2 separate regions of the Homo sapiens genome follow, and region 1 is linked to region 2. Evidence: read pairs that join two places in POLR2A ChIA-PET (ENCODE). Cell type or tissue: PC-9. All regions are shown on one strand. Region 1 holds the start of TSPAN11-AS1 (TSPAN11 antisense RNA 1). Region 2 has its middle 89 kb from the start of FLJ13224.

Region 1 (8,000 bases), 230 kb before region 2:
AAACAGAAATGGTTTTTGTATGGGTACTGAAAGTACGGTTTCTACTGAATGTATATGGCTTTCACACCATCATAAAGTTGAAAAATCATAATTTGAACCACCATAAATAGGGTACCATCTGTCTTGGGATTCCAGAAATTTGCCCACTGGTTGGACTGGCCCTGCTCTGGATGTTGGACATGGGTAAGTTCCAGAACTCGGTAACCAGAAGAAAAATTTCTAAGCAACAGGTACTAACCACAGGCCACTGTGCAGCCTTCCTCTACCAGTTCACCTCTCTCCTCTCACAGGGCCAAGGGAAACTAGGCAGTGTCCAGGTCTGTCCCCGCTGGCTCTCGGCTATCTGATAGTCTCTGGAGCCACAAAGGGGAAGTCCCGAATAGCAGCATCAATCAGCAGAGCTTGGCTCAAATGTGCCCTGTGGAGTGTTGTTACTCTTTCTGTTAGCTTGAGGAGACAATAGGCTGTCTCATGGCTGTCATTAAACTCAGCAAAAGCAAGATGGCTAAATCCATAGCCTCTCAATTGATGAATGCTTTAAGAAGAGACCATCCCAGTGCCAATATCTTTGAGTCCAAAATGACATTTATTTAATCTGGCTTCCCCCTTGCTTCTGTGGAATATTGAGTGCTGCTGCTGAGCTAACCCAGAGCAAACTGAGGCATGGGGAAGCTTGTTCTCTGAGCTCCTGCAGGCAGCAGCTCATCCACCTCGATACACCAACTCCCCTTCCCTGACCACCCCCTTCCCACACCACTCTCCTGTATCCCCGGCTTTCAGCCTGGAGGATGCTCTTCCTTGGGGACCTGATTTTAATTTTTTAGGGACTCATGTCTGACCGATTTCTTGCCAAGCTCCTATCCTGGTCTAGGAACAAGCTGGACGCCTCTATACGCATGCTTTTATTTAATCCCCACAGCCACTCTGTAAAATAGGCATTATTCTCATTTTGCAGATGACAAAACCAAGACAAGTTCAATGACTGCCCAAGGTTCACATGGACACCAAAGGCAGAGTGGGAATTTAACCCAGGTTCTCCAACTCCCAAACCAGTGCCCTTTCCATCCGCACCACAGTTCATGTCTAACGGTGAAAGTTCAAGGGTGGTGACGGCTGATAAGATAGTTTTTGTCTGGAGGAACCTCGATAATGTTTTGCAAGCTATGAAGCTCAATACACACAAAAGAAGACGTTTAATTACACCATGCTGGTCTCTGCCCTCTCCTGCACAGGAGCACTGAGCCCAGAAAATCCATTCATCCATCCATTTGGTACAAACAATAAGTCATCTTCCTGTTTATGCTGGATGAATAGCAAAAATGCTGCCTCTCCCACCAATAAATCTAGTTAACCACAAAGGCTGTGCATCTCTCAGATCTGCTGGCTTTGTCTCCACCCCACTGCCCTTCCCTGTGGCTCTATCATCTCTCACCTAAATCACTGCAGCGCCTGTGCCTGATCTTCCTGCAGCCTCCCCTGTCCCTCTGACCACTCTTCACACTGTAGCTGCGGCCAGCTTTCTAAAGGCCAGATCTGAGCCCATCACATTTGGGCTGAAAACCTCTCCATGGCTCCCATTGCTCTCAGCCTAAACTTCAATGAAGCTCCTTGACCAGGTTTTCAAGGTTGTGATCTGGCAGTGTCTCCAGATAGTCCCGCTTCACCCTCTGTGCTTCAACTCTGTGGACCATGTCCATCCACAGGACACATCTCCTTCCACTCCTTGCCAGGTTAACTAACACATCCTGTCTTCAGCTCTTAGCATCAACATCACCTCCCCTGGAGGGCCTCCTTCTCCCCAGGTTGGGTCACTGCCTCTCCCACACAGCCAGCCAGCATCCTGTGAATATAATCATCAGCATTGACCTGCAATCATGTTCACTCTTCTGGGGCCCCTACTGGATGATTGGCCCTGCAAGCACAGGTACTGTGTCTGCATCTTCCTTGACTGTTGTCTAGGTGCTTGGCATGAGTTACTTGAGTATTCAGTAAGTCTGAGCCAATAGACATTTGTGTGTGCCGGCACCAGTGTTAGCCACTTGAAGGGCTGGCAGGGTTCTGCCACAGCTCGTAAGCCACCCTTTCTCAATTGTGCTTTGCTGAGCACCAGTGGGGAGGCAGTTCCCCCACCACATCACACAACAGTGAGGGGGCTCCCAGAGTCATCCCAGCCACTCCCATGGACTGAAGAGCCCAGATCCATCCCAGAAGGCTCTAGCACAGTCACCAGATGTCCCCAGGGAAGGAAGATGACCCTCTCATATACAGCCAGGGCAGCCTGTCTTCCACGGCTCCGCTTGTGTGACTGGGGCCCAGTGCTAAGAGAGAGGCCGATGTTTTCCACTGCCCTGTGAGCCACAAGCACACAGGTGGGTCCACAGACCTGGTGGCAGGAGCCAAAGCAAGAACAAGCAGAGACAGGGTGGCTTCCACCAAAATTCCCATGACTTGGCTGGTCTTCCACAGATGATGGGGGTCACCTGCCCCTCTAACCAGTCCACATCCTGCAGCCACTGAGTCTGTCTCGGTAAATCTCCTGGGGAGGCTCTCAGGGACCTTGCTCCAGTGGGACCTGTGTCAGAGGGTCCCTTCAGACACAGAGTGGTCTCTGCAGGCTTTGGGACATGGCGGCTGCAGGATGGGGCCCTGGAGGCTGATGCCTTGGGACAATTTCACGTGGACCTGGCCACCCCCTTGAGGACAGGAGGTAGAGCTCCACACACAGAGGGGTTTCAAGATGCCCACTTCCAACTGCTGTCAGACCCACATGCACACTCGTTCTTTATGCCTGCCTCCTCTCCGGGGACATAGGGTTTAGCAATGACCCAGGACAAGGGGAATTCTCAGCTGCTCTCATCTACCATGTGTCACTGTGACTGTGACAGCCAAGGAAACCCCATACACCAGGACCCAACCAAGGCCACTGCGAGACTTCTACTGCAGTAGGGCAGTGGGATGCCTCTCAGACCCCGCCTCCTCAGAGTGCCCGTTTGGAGCAGGGACCCATCCTGGACTACTGCCTCACTGCAGCAGAGGGGCAGGCCAGACTCTGAGGGTCTGCGGGACAAAGAATGGACCCCAGGCACCTGGCACCCAGCTCCCATCCTGTGCCATGTCCCTGCTAGTTAGCACCTCCACCTATATAGGGGCCAGAGAGGAAGGGACAGTCACTTCCATCCACCTGAACTGCTCTTTGGCCACCAAAACCTGGAGGGATGGCCATCTAGTTTCAAGTCAAAATAGAACATCTACAAGAGGTTCTAGGGCAGGGCAGCAACCTCCCCAGAGAGCCCAAGATGCAGGCCCATGTTGGAAGGAGAGAGGGTGACACCGCTCCAGCTGCGGGCTGTGGGGAGGAGATTTGCACCCTGACACCCACTGCCAGCCGCCCGGAGGCAGTTCTCACCCCCTGCCTGCTCACCCCTTCTGTGAGATGGCTGCAAAGAAAGGCTGAGTCCACATCAGACATCCTACTGTAATCATCTACAAACTCAAAGGGACTTTCTGAGACAAGTTTGTAAATTGTTTGCATCAGACCTGATTGAACTAACTCTGATGTTGGCAAGGGAAGCAGACAGTGAGGGAATTCACTCAGGGGAATTCTGCCCCAATGAGATCATAGTCAGGAGACACAGAGGAGAGACACTTAGCCACCTTCACTGGCATCACAGGATGTGGCCCTCTGGGAGGTGTGGGGACCGTTCTGCAGGACAGGCAAGGGGCTTGGAGGAACATCTACTCTATGCATGGAGACTTCCACCTAATGTAGACTTGGCCAAATGATGAAACTGCCAAGCACTGGGTGAGCCAAGAAGGCAGTTTGAGGACCTGTGAACAAGGCTCTGCAAACGGACAGATGAGCTGGGGGGTGGCTGGGGGAGCAGACACTGCAGCAAAGGCTCCAGGGCCAGAGGATGCCCCTAAAGCACTCCAGAAACAAGACTTTCAGGGAGGCCACACATCTCCCAATGCACTGGACTGTTGCTGTTGATATTAACAAAAACTAAAAATTACATAAACAAACCTACCCACTCCACCCACATCAGAAACACATGATGCTCCAGGTCCCACTGGGTGACTTGAGCACTTGTTTGGTGAGCATCTGTCTACAGGAGTGTGTTTGCTCTGGAATCTGCACTTTGGGGTTCCCGGGGAGGACTCCTTACCAGCAAGACCGGCCAGAGGACTAGGGAAGGGCGGTTTTGCTCAAATGTGTGCCTCTCTCATATTCCATCAGCACCATGGCTCCTGTCTCAGAGAAGCTGTCTTTACCCCATCCAGCACCCTAAGACCAGCCTACTCCCCACTCCCACCTGCCAAAAATATGAATCCTGAACACATCAAAAGTTATATCCTCCTGGTCCCAATTTATATGTTACTTAAAGATGAAGAGAGGAGTGACTAGGAGCTGGGTGGCCATGACTCAGCCCTGGGAGCAGACAGGCAGGTGGAGGCTGGAGAAGAGACCTCGTCTGGCTGGGAAACCAGGGTATGGAGCCAACTGTAGGAAGAAGGGCTGCCACCCACCAATGCCCCAGCCAGCGACATGCACTGGATCCTGGCTAGTGGATAACCTTTGCATGCTGAGTCCCATAGATTCTTGACTTTTTCATAACTGCAAAACATTACACTAGACCAGCCTCAGTTCTGAGGGGTGCATCCTGCCATTGAATACCTGACCCTGCCTGTTCATCTCACACGTCCGGTTGTGTGCATGCCATGACTCCAGCTCTTTCTTCCTGGGGCTATGGTAGTCTAGGGCCAGTCTGATCTCTCTTGGGCTTTCTGTATTTCTTCTCTTTGAGATCACAGAGGATGTGATTGCCACCCACCCACTGCTGATGTCGATGAACCCTGGGAAGGAGATAGAGATCATAGGACCAAACTGGACATCTTTCCCTCCCTCTCAGCAAGGCAACCTGTGGCTGGGTGAAGCTGGCAGGAACAATCAGGGGCGCCACTTCCACTTGCCCAATGGGGTCCTCTGTCGCTGTCTGAGTAGCAAAACTTAAGGATGGCTTCCCAACCCAGAAGCAAGGGGAGAAAGTGAGTAGCATCCACACTAGAGAGAAATTTGAGAGTTTCTAGCAGGAATGTCTGTGAAAGGAACTGGGGTGTGCAGAGCCTGTCTCGAGAAGGCCCGCATGTGGTGGAAGGGGCGGCCTCCCATGCAGTGGAGGGCAGGAGGAAGGAAGAAGGAAAAACCCAACAACTGCTCCTCAGTGAAAAGCACAGGGACCTGCCAGCTCTGCTGCATTTCTGGCAAAGCACTTCACCAGCCCCCAGGGGACCCCCACTGCTCTGGCATCTGAGCTCTGTTAGCAAACACCATCACCCTGTGATGAGTTGCCTCTAGCCTCCTTCCCACTCCTCTCTCCACCTGCCTCTCCCAGGCTCCTGTCTGCAGATGCCAGGACTGGCAGGACCCCTGTGTCCTCTCCACGCATTCTGAGCGAAGGCTGGTGAGTCTCATCTGAGAGCCTTGTGGGGGTTGCATAGTGATTTGTCCTGACTGAGACTGAATGGGGGTCCTGTATTCCCACAGGTCCCCCACACTTAGGGAAAAAAGAAATTAAGCCATTAAAGAAATCAACACAGTAAAAAGTTATCAATCAGACAGCCAACGCTTAACTTACCTCAGAGGTAGTATTCCTGAACAATTAATCACAGTAAAATAAAGTTAAGAAGTTACACTGTAAGGTATAAAAAGCCTGGCGAGGTGCTCAAGGGATCTCGCCCAATAGCAGGCAGACCCCACCCTGCCAACTCCCCCACAGTGGCCACGGACAGCAGCAGCCTCCGCAAGGGTAGTCTCTCCACAGGCGGAAGCACTGTGCTGCCTACCCCATGGGGGGAACAAAATGTCAGTGTGAGGAAGGGCAGGAGACAGACACCCATCGGTGGTGGGGGTTCCTCCAGAGCACACCCCAGCCCACCCCATCATCTCTGGCAAATATGCAGACACAGACGCAGGCATCCAGGTGCCCCGTGCCCCAGGTCTCCCTGTGCCGACAACTCCTCCCCGCCCCTCCACCACTGAGAAGGCTGAGGCTGAGGCAGGGGTGGGTGGGCGCAGGGGTCATATCTGGAGAATGCAGGCTGGCAACACAAAGCTCAAATCCTCTGCCTCCACAGAGCATCCAGTAGAGGAGCGGGGAGTGGGGAGGGGCTTGTGGGGACACTCCGGCCAGCCCACACACACGTCCTACTTCTTACCAGTCCAGTGGATGTGCTGGGTGATGGTTATGGAGAAGGCCAAGCCCAGGATCTGAAAGACACATGGAAGGACCTTCTACAGGAGCTTCAGCACTTCAGCACTCTGGGCCTGACCTCTGCCCCACAAGTTGGGGTGTCACAGCGCTCCTAGTGCAAGTGGGAGTAGCCACTGGTGTGGTGGGAAAATGTCCATGGAATGGAGAAAATGGTGAGCAGAGGTCAGCCGGGTGTGGCAGGAAGGGAGAGGGAGGAACAGGGCAGGAGGACGCCCAGTACAGGAAGGAGGCAAGGCCTGTGGTAGCACAGCCAAAGCTCAGAGCCAGAGAGCTTAGCTGGTGGCATTCAGGAAAATTCCCTTTCAAAACCACAGAGTTGTCTCAGTGGCCATGGCCAAGCTATCATCTAGTCTATGGCAGGAGAATCTAGGGCGAGGCAGGGTGACTCAGGGGATCAGGCCCCAGCCAATGTCAGCACCAACCAACCAGAAGTCGCCAACCACCCCAGTGTGGTCCAGGCCTGATCAGTGCCCTTCTCCAAGCAGGGGCAGGCCTAGGGGCCAGCCTGAGTATCAAGCCTCCCCTGCCTGCTTTCCCAGTTGAGGGCATTTCAAACTAACTTTAATTCAGGGCTCCAAATAAACCCACATCGAAATTTGAGAAGATGAACTCCCATCCTCGCATTTGCTTATGGCCTCCTCAAGGGCCAGGATTTGGGTCTGTTGTACTTGTGGTTAAATCCCCAGACTGGGGCCTCACCCTTGGCAATTCCTTTGGGTTGTCCTCCTAGGATGATCCTGTCTGGGCCCTGCCCTGATTTTGCAGGAGGGAGAAGGTGCAGGCCCCTGGCATAGGGAGGAGCCCTGAGCCAATGGGCATCTCAGGTCTCCCTCATCACCACTGGCCCATTCAACACATGCACAGCAGGTAAACTGAGGCCAGTCAGGCTATGGCTGTATAGTGAGCCCGCACTTCAGACTCCTCATTTATTAATTCTTGTAATTAGCCCAGTATCCCTATGGCATTTTTTTCTTGTTTTGTTTGAACCATATTGAGTTGTAGTTTTAATATATGTTTCTGCCATAGGTATATTTCATGCAGACATCCCATTTCTCTGGGGGTGGGGCCCACGATTTCCCCTTGAAGCTACCCTCCCTCCTGAGCTTCTACCCGCACTTGCACGCTGCTTAGGACCCATGGACAGCCACTGCCCATAGCCGTTCATAGCTGCCACCAGTCTCCCATCGGTGTAGGGGGGGCCCCTCCCCAGGGGTGACCTCTTGTGCTGGGGCTGGGACCACAGCAGAACATTAGGAACCCTCCTAGGCTTCTGTGTAGACTCGCTGTCCACCCTCTCTAAAAACACGAGCATTTCCAAGACCTGGGTTCATATCTTACCCATTTTTTTTCCCCACTGTAAGGTCTAGAATATGCCTGGAATACCAGATAAATATTTGCTTGAGGAATGAATAAATGAGTGATGGGGACAGGTGGGGGTTCCTGAGCAGACCACAGCCCGGGTACAGGGCCACACCCAGACCCACAAACCCACAGAGAAAGCCCTCTGTGCACCCTATTTTCCCCACTCCCAGAAACCCCAGGGCCCCCAAATTACTCCCCTTTCAGTCACCCTTGGCTCCTCACTGACCTGGGATAGGTCGTCTGCCCTACCTGCCCCAGCCCCCATCACAGCCCATCATATCCCCTGGCTATTTTGGTCACCACTGCCTCATGCCTCTCTGTGGAGACAACCAGTCTCCTGGGGTTGGGTGTCACTGGTGGCCCCCA
Region 2 (8,000 bases):
CTTAGTTCTTAAGGCTTGTAGTACCCTTTGCAAAGAGGCTTTTCTCAAAGGTTTTGACACGCTATACTCCACCAGTGCTGGAGTAGAGGGCTGCATCATGTTAGCAGTTATCAGCTTAAAAATCTGTGCACATTTGGAAGGCAAGATGGCATGCACCTGTAGTCCCAGCTACTAGGGAGGCTGAGGCAGAAGAATCACTTGAGGCCAGAAATTTGAGCCTGCAGTAGCTATGATTGCACCACTGCACTCCAGCCTGAGCAACAAGGTGAGATCCTATCTCTATAAAAAAAAGAATAATAATAAAGAAAAAAGAAAGGCAAAAAGTAGTATACTATTGTTGCCATAATTTGGATTTCTTTGATTACTAGTGATGTTCTGCATTCCTTCTCATGTTTATTGATTGCTAATATTTCATGTACAAACCTAGTTACAGCAACAACCAGCAAGCCACAACTCTCAAACATCCTTGCCATCTTAGTGCCATTGCTGTAATATATAAAACACACATTAAACCACAGCAGTTAATATTGTGCTCGTGGTTAATACCACAGTGCAGTAGAGACAGGCTGGCATAGCGTGAGAAGCAGAGGTTCCAAGCCAGACAGCCCTGGGTTTAAATGTCTCCTCCCTCATGGACCAGCCATGTGACCTTGGCAAAGTAACTTAACCGCTCTTACCTTGGGTGTCATCTGCTGTGGAGCTATAAAATGAAACAGTCATCACTTCCTTCCAGGGCCCCATGAGAATCAGGTGAGGATGACACAGGGGAGGCAGGTACACACGGCCACACACCCGAGGGGACTCAGCAGGGGGCAGTAATGACCACAGGGGACACTACTAAAGGGCTGAGTATGCAGAGCTCCCATCCCGGAGAGAAGGGGGGAAGAGGATGATGCCAGTGATACTGGGCTGTATTGTTAGGTCACTAAAGTCCAGTGTGGCATCCAAAAGTGTGCCTGTCAGACCGAGTCTTCCCGTCGAGTACGCTTTACAGAGGGCCTCATCCTCTGAGGGCTGACCGTGGGAAGGCAGGGAACTGGACCCAAAGATCCTGGCTTTTCCTCCCCAGGAGACCAGGGATAAGCTCAGCATCCCCATACACTGAAGGCAGCAGGAAGCTGGCTGTCTAACACCTCTCTTGCTTTGTAAGAGGGTCCTTCCTAATGCAGAGCTGGGGAAAGGAGAGACGCTGGGAGGGGCTAGCATGCCGCACCAGGGAAAGGCTGGTGCTCTCAGCGGTGGCTGGCTCTGCCTGCAGCTACGTGACTGAGAGAAGAAAGTCATTCAGAGAAATCCCAAGACACAGAGAGCAGCATCGTGGCTTAGATCCCTCTTGCCTCCCTCCTCCGAGGGCTGGCAGTGGGGAGTGTATATACCTCCGAAAATGAGAGCTGGCTAATAGCAGGAAGCCCAGGGCCTCTGCACCTACTTACCTCCCACCAGAAGAAAGCACCATTCCTCAGCACCACCCCCATCAACTCAGGCCCAGGAACAGGTGAATCCACCCAGCCAGACACAAGCAGGCGGGGAAAGATGCAGGGAGATACCCCACCTGCGTATCTCCTTAAATCTGCTTTAAAATCTTCCAGGAGGCTGGCAGATCACTGGAGCTCAGGAGTTCCAGACCAGTCCGGCCAACATGGTGAAACCCATCTCTACTAAAAATACAAAACTTAGTCAGATGCGGTGTCACGCCCGTAATCCCAGCTACTCGGGAGGCTGAGACACAAGAATCAAACCCAGGAGGTGGAAGTTGCAGTGAGCTGAGATCGCACTACTGCACTCCAAACTGGGAAACAGAATGAGACCTCAGCTCAAATAAATAAAATGCTCCAGGAGGGAAAAAAAAAAGGAGTGAGAGTAGATGGAATAAAGTCACAGTAGAATGTGGCATCAGGTGAGGGTGACATAGGGGTTCACTACATTATTCACCATATTTTTGTGCATGTTTAAATATTCCCACAATATATAAAAGCTAAGAGGAAAAAGGCGAGTAATAGAAACAGGGGGACTACATAAGGTCATGATGCCTGTCCCTCTTTGTCAAACTTCTCTGTACCTCTTATCTTGGAGATGCCCTCCCTGTTCCTGCCCTACAGCCAGCATTCTTTTGCCTTTATTCCATTTCACAATTTCCACATCCCTGGCTGTTTTCCTCACCCCCACTCAGCTCCTTGCTTATCGCCTTCTTCTTCACCCTCCTTGTCACGACCCTGTCAGAAGCTCTGATAACCCTCCAAGAAGACCAAGTCCAAGAGAGCAGACCAGGAACCAGGACTCCTGGGTTTCAGCCCCAGCAACGCCACTGTCTGCACCTATGCAACTAACCCCTACCCAGTTCACATCACATGAAAGCCCAGCAGAGCCCCCAAAGAGATGTTCAGAAGTCACTGCTGCTGCTACTTCTACAAGGCAAACAAAGGAGAGCCCCCATCCCTCAGAACCTGTTTGCTGGGATCCACCTCAGGCAGCAGAACAGGGACATGGACCAGGCTGCCTGGCAGGGCACCACGGAGGGCTGGGGAAATGGGAATATAGATGCCATGATGATCATATTAATGAGGGTAAAAATTAGGACCAACAGGGGACGTCCCCTCTGCACATGTGTACAAGTGTGTGCCTTTCACAGACAATAGAGGCTGAAGTCAGGGAGGCAGCATGCACAGGCAGGCCTGGCTCAGACAGGGGCCACGTCCCAGTCAGACAGTCTCCTGCCACGCGTTCCCAGCAAGGATGTGAAAACAGCCCTGCCACTCGCTTTCCACCCACACCCCTCCATGCCTTGCCTTTCTCCCTCTTTTTCATGAGGGAGGAGAGTGTGCTCGCCCTCTTCTCTCCCAGGATGACAGTCAGGCCTGGAAAACAGAAGGCAGGACCAAGGGACAAATCAGGGTGCCCTCAGGTCTAATGCCAGCCATGTCCTGCCATACTGGGTGCCTGCGGAACCCACATACCCCTCTCCAGGCTGAGAAGATGGCCACCTGACCTCCTTTGGGAGGTCATTCCTTTGGGGTGGTCATGTTTTGGGGGAAACCAGAGAGAACCTGAAGTGAGGAAACAGCTTGGGGATGAAGGTGCTGTACAGACACCGGGCCAGTCCCGCCGGCTACTCATGTTTACTATGCACAGCCAGCACACCCATGGGCGAAAGACCTTCGGTGCCCCCTGCTCCTAAGAGCTAAGCACTAAATAGTGCATCCGCTGCTGCTCCCTGCTAACTCTCCCAATGGACCCTCACGCTGCCCCACTAGGGACTGGGATTTGAAGAGGTAACCTTTAACTCCATTGTTGAGTGAGGAAATAAGGGCAAGGGATTTTACCCTAAAATAGGGAATATAGACTAGTTGGCCTTGGGATCTAAAGCCAGGAGTCCCGACTCCCAGCCAGGGCTCTCCCCATGAGACATGGGAGAGTTGGCCAAGCTTTCTGGGGAAGAGCACCATCTGGGGTTCGGTTTTCCTAGCTAGCCAAGGAGAAGGAGCCGGCCCTGACAAACTCAGTGACATTCACACAGGGCATCGTGGGAACAAATAAAAGCCACAAACCACAATTCAACACAAAGCAGGCTGGATCCTGGCAGCTGCAGACTGATCAGCCCAATATGTCCCGGGGGTGGGGCAGGAGAGGACTCTGAGATGCCCGGGAAGGACATTTGTCATGCCAGCCAGACCAAGGCTGCCCCGCAGAGTGAGAGCAACAAAGGATGCAGATCCAGGACCAGGATCACAGGCTTAGCTCAGCTGCTTCTAACCAGGAGCCTTGGACAGATCACTTGGCCTCTCTGACTCTCAGTTTTTCTACCTATAGAGTGGGGATAATGCATCTTCCTTACAGGAACAATAGAAGTGCTTTGTAAACCATAAACAGCACAGGAAAATGAAGGAATATCCTAGTCCTCTTGAGGATTAGAGGGGGAGGGAAGAGGAGGGAAGGAAGAGAAAAAGGTAGGAAAGGATCCAAAATGAGGCTGAGATTTTGAAACCCAACCTGCTGGCTTTATAGCCAAGCTTTTCATCATCACTGGAAACTCAAACCTGCAGCAATTATATGCTGAGGTCATAAACGTGATTAAAAAGGTTGTTTGCAAAGCTGATTCCAGGGAAATGAGCTGCAGATGGCGGTGGCATCAATGTCCTTTTGCAGCAGGCAGCAGCTGGCTGTGTGGACTCAGGGACAGCTGGAAGGAGTTGTGCTAATGCCCACCCCCAGCTTTGGAAGGCGGGGGCAAGCTGACTGCCCTCTCTGTGCCTGGGGACAGGGGAGACTTGCAGAGAGCTGAAACCCTAAGCCATAAAACCGCCATTTGTTCCAGAGAGAAAAGCCAGTTTTTCAATTCCAGCCCAACCAGGAGGGTGGGCCAAGCTCAGAGAAAGAAGAGTGGACTGAGAGCACGAGTCCTTCCACGGCAGCCTGCCTCGGGCGGGACAGGCTGCAGTGGCTCTGGCTGTCCACTGGGAGTGTCCTTGGTGAGGGAGGAAAGAAGGCAAAGCCACATCTGAAGTCTCTCGGCCAGAAGAACCCTCTGTTCTGAGGCCAACAGGTAGCCCTGGTATAAGGAGAAGGTGGAAAATACAGGCACCAGAACCTTCTCTGCTGCTTATGGCTTCATAGAATGTTTTGCAGGTGACATTTCACATAAGTGGGCACCAGCCTGTCTGTCTTTGATGGAAAGACATCAGGAGGCAGGACCCAGGTCTCTGTCAGTGGCTTCCTGTCAGAGTGGCCAACACGGGATACTTAAAAATGTGAAGAAGGAGACGTCGATCAGGATAATACAATGAGCCCTTGGCCCAAATTTGGGAAGGGCCCTCTCTTTTGATGTATCTCACTACCTCAGCTGCCATCCCTCTCCTGGTCACTTCTACCCATGCTTCAGCCACAGCCCCACTTACTCCAGGAAGCCCTCCCTGATGAGTCACCTGCAGCAACCTCCTGTCCTGCAGATCCTCACCCCGTACTGCTCACTGCCTTGGCTGCTGCTCCCAATCACTCATATGCGTGCCCATGTCTGTCTGACAACTGGGCGCTCCCTAATGGCAGAAGCACATCCATATGACATTTCTCAAATGTTCCCTATAGTACAGGGAACCCAGAGCACGTCCAATGACGTTGGGATGTGAGCCTGCAGAGCTTTTCACAAATTTGCAGAACAAGCTGTGTCCTTCAGCATCATTACCTGCCCTCCCCCTCCGACTGAACCTGGAGAAGAGTCAACAGCCTGCTACCAAAAATCCCCCACAGCCCGGACTCGGATGATTCGCCTACAAAGGCTGGGGAGCACAGTCCCAGGCTTACTAATCTCCTCTCTACCCCATCCCCATTTTTTCCAGTCCCCAGAAAGTCCCAATCAATCTCTCAGCAAATTCCACAGGATCTGTCAGATTCAGATCCAGTCAACTGCAGGCCGAGTGCTCTTCGCATCTCATCTTATCTACTGCAGGAAGCAACCTGAGGGCAGCAAAGAGGAAGACAGCTGGTATGAACGGGCTCTGAAACCTACCAGCTGTGCGGCCCAGAGAAAGCTACCTAACCTCTCTGAGCTTCAGCTGCTTCAGCTGTAAAATGGCAAGTATACCGCCTTTCTCAGGTTTACTGTTGAAATCATGTTTGTAAAGTGTTTATAAAGTGTTTAGCACTCTTAGAAAGTACTCAATAATGGTAATTAACATGAAATTATCATACCAATCTCTTCAGGTAGGTATTATTGTCTTCTGTCTACCAATGAGGGTGAAGGTCAGAGACGTTAAGCAACTGGTTCAGAGCCACACAGTATCTGCTCAGGAGGCAGAGCTGGGGGTTCAGACAGAGCAGCAGAGCGTGCCCTCAGCCCTGGGGAAGTTTGCAACCTCAAGTCACAGGGACAGAGTAGCTGTGGGAACTTGGGTCAGGTACCTCCACCCCTCCCCAGGTTCAGCAGCTCCCCAGGAATCCTGGAACATGAGGCATGGCCTCAGCAAGTCTCCATTTGAGAGAATCAGCTGGGATCTCCCAGATTAAGTGTTGTTGCAGGCAGCTGGGCCAAACCGCCTGCCCTGGACCCTAGAGCTCATCAGATTGGCACCTGCTCTTCCCACACAGGCAAACACGGATGGTGCCACTGGCCGAACCCCGCCATCAGCCTTCACACAGTTGAGCTCACCAGGAAAGCAGAATCTCTAAAACTCCAGCTGCAGTGCAAGCCCAGCCCCCAGGGACACCGCTGTCCACATCTGAAATAGCTGGCGATCATCACGGGGTGGGAGACAGGATGCAGTGGGCACCTTCCACATTGAAACCCACTCAATTAAAACCCCACGTGTGGGGGACAGACACACACGTACCCATCACACCCAGTCTTACGTGTCCACTGAGACCCTGGTTACGTTAGACATGGCCTCAAAGGAAGTAGGTACTTTCACAAACATCATCTCCTTTGATCTTCTCAACCACCCTGAGGAGTATGTACTTTTGCCCCACTTTACAGATGAGGAAACTGAGAAGACATCAGGCAATTTTTCCAACATCACACAAAGGATAAGGAAAATGTTAGGATGCCAACCCCATGTCTCCAGGTTTCTTTCCACTACAGCATGCTGTTCATTTGTGATCTCGTTCATTCATCCATCCTTCCTTCCACTCATTCCTTCATTCACTCACCTATATTTTTCCCTAAACAGCTACAGGTCACCACTGTCTGGGTTGTTTGCTACTACCTTCTGCTGCTGCCTGAGAAAACCTGGGAGACTGTGATCACATTTTTTTTCCTGTAGAGCTGCCCGAATACAGCTCTTCTCAAAGCCTTGCAGCAGAGATGATACAGCCATCAGCAGCTGATCCTGGAATGAGTGTTGAGAGCAGCACAGACCACTCTACGTTTCTGCTCTGACCACAGGTCTGGCCTAGAATTTGCCCCTCCACTGCACAATGCAGGTAAAAACCTTTAAAAAAATAAATAAATGGTCTCTGAGCCTCCCAGAAATACAGCACTTAGAATGTTGTTTTTGGAGGGGGCATGTGATAAAGAATGGGAAAGATAATAAAGTAGCCTGTCACCCAGCTCACAGGCAGGTGCATGTGGCTGCAGGGGATCGTTTAGTCAATTTAATGACATATTTGTTGAGTATCTATTACTGTGCCTGGTACGGGATGGAGTGGGTCAGGGAATAGGGGAGGGCACAAAGGGAGTCAAAAAGAATAGAAAGAAAGCCGTCAAAGGGCTGATGGTCTGGTTGAGGGAAAAAGACAGGAACCATCTGCTTAGACAACACAGATATAAAGTGTACTTGAGAAATTCAGAGGATGGTAAGGTGCCTGCAAGTGGGGACACAAAAATTTCATTCAGACCATGGAATTTCAGCTAGACAGGGAAGGATGGCCAGAATTTAAACCTGGGATGGTATAGAAGAAAATTACCCAGGCCAGGCGCAGTGGCTCACGCCTGTAATCCCAGCACTTTGGCAGGCCAAGGCGGGCGGTTCACCTGAGGTCAGGAGTTCAAGACCAGCCCCGTCTCTACTAAAAATACAAAAAATTAGCTAGCCGTGGTGGCGCACACCTATAGTCCCAACTCCTCGAGAGGCTGAGGCAGGAGAATCACTTGAACCCAGGAGGCAGAGGTTGCAGTGAGCCGAGCACGCACCACTGCACTCCAGCCTGGGTAACAAGAGTGAAACTCTATCTCAAAAAAAGAAAAGAAATTACCCAAACTGCCTGCTCAACACCATTGCTAATGAAAAAGCCTGCCTTGGTCTCTCCTTCCCTGATCTTAGCTTTTCTTTCTATCTCTGCAAAGCCTCCGTATAGAAATCTGGTTTTATTGTGCCTGGTAAGGGTCCTAGTTCAGTTCTAAAACAATTAACAACCATGAAGGGACAAAAGTCCGAAGTGGGCATCTCGCTTATGGCACATCAGCCTCTAGTCATAGTCACCCTCAGACCCCATCTAGCGGCTGCCCGAATTATTTCATTCAGGGATCTGTGTGTTTGGCTGATAACCAGGCACCACTGGCCCGTGGGGTGCTA

Evidence for each region. ChIA-PET counts read pairs that join two places held together with the same protein. Peaks named below come from ENCODE experiments on the same cell type or tissue, not always from the same donor. Only the 100,000 strongest peaks of a DNase experiment are listed, where the experiment ranks them.
Region 1: POLR2A ChIA-PET joins it to region 2 with 5 read pairs; 2 of 35 experiments call an interaction of 5 or more read pairs at or near these places.

The regions. Positions count from the first base shown.
Region 1 is chr12:30,999,581-31,007,580 of GRCh38, forward strand. TSPAN11-AS1 (TSPAN11 antisense RNA 1) reads right to left here and starts at 6,392. Exons shown (of 3, transcript XR_007063261.1): 1 at 6,217-6,392. It also overlaps a transcript of TSPAN11 not described here. In PC-9, no CTCF peak of the experiment used is centred here; DNase peaks (open chromatin) are centred at 1,321 and 6,521; H3K4me3 peaks cover 524 bases; H3K27ac peaks cover 3,068 bases.
Region 2 is chr12:31,231,060-31,239,059 of GRCh38, forward strand. No RefSeq gene overlaps it. Among named protein-coding and RNA genes, the nearest start is that of FLJ13224, 89 kb to the right of the region's middle. RefSeq lists an enhancer at 2,893-3,062. In PC-9, CTCF peaks have their summits at 4,446 and 7,939; a DNase peak (open chromatin) is centred at 4,442; H3K4me3 peaks cover 324 bases.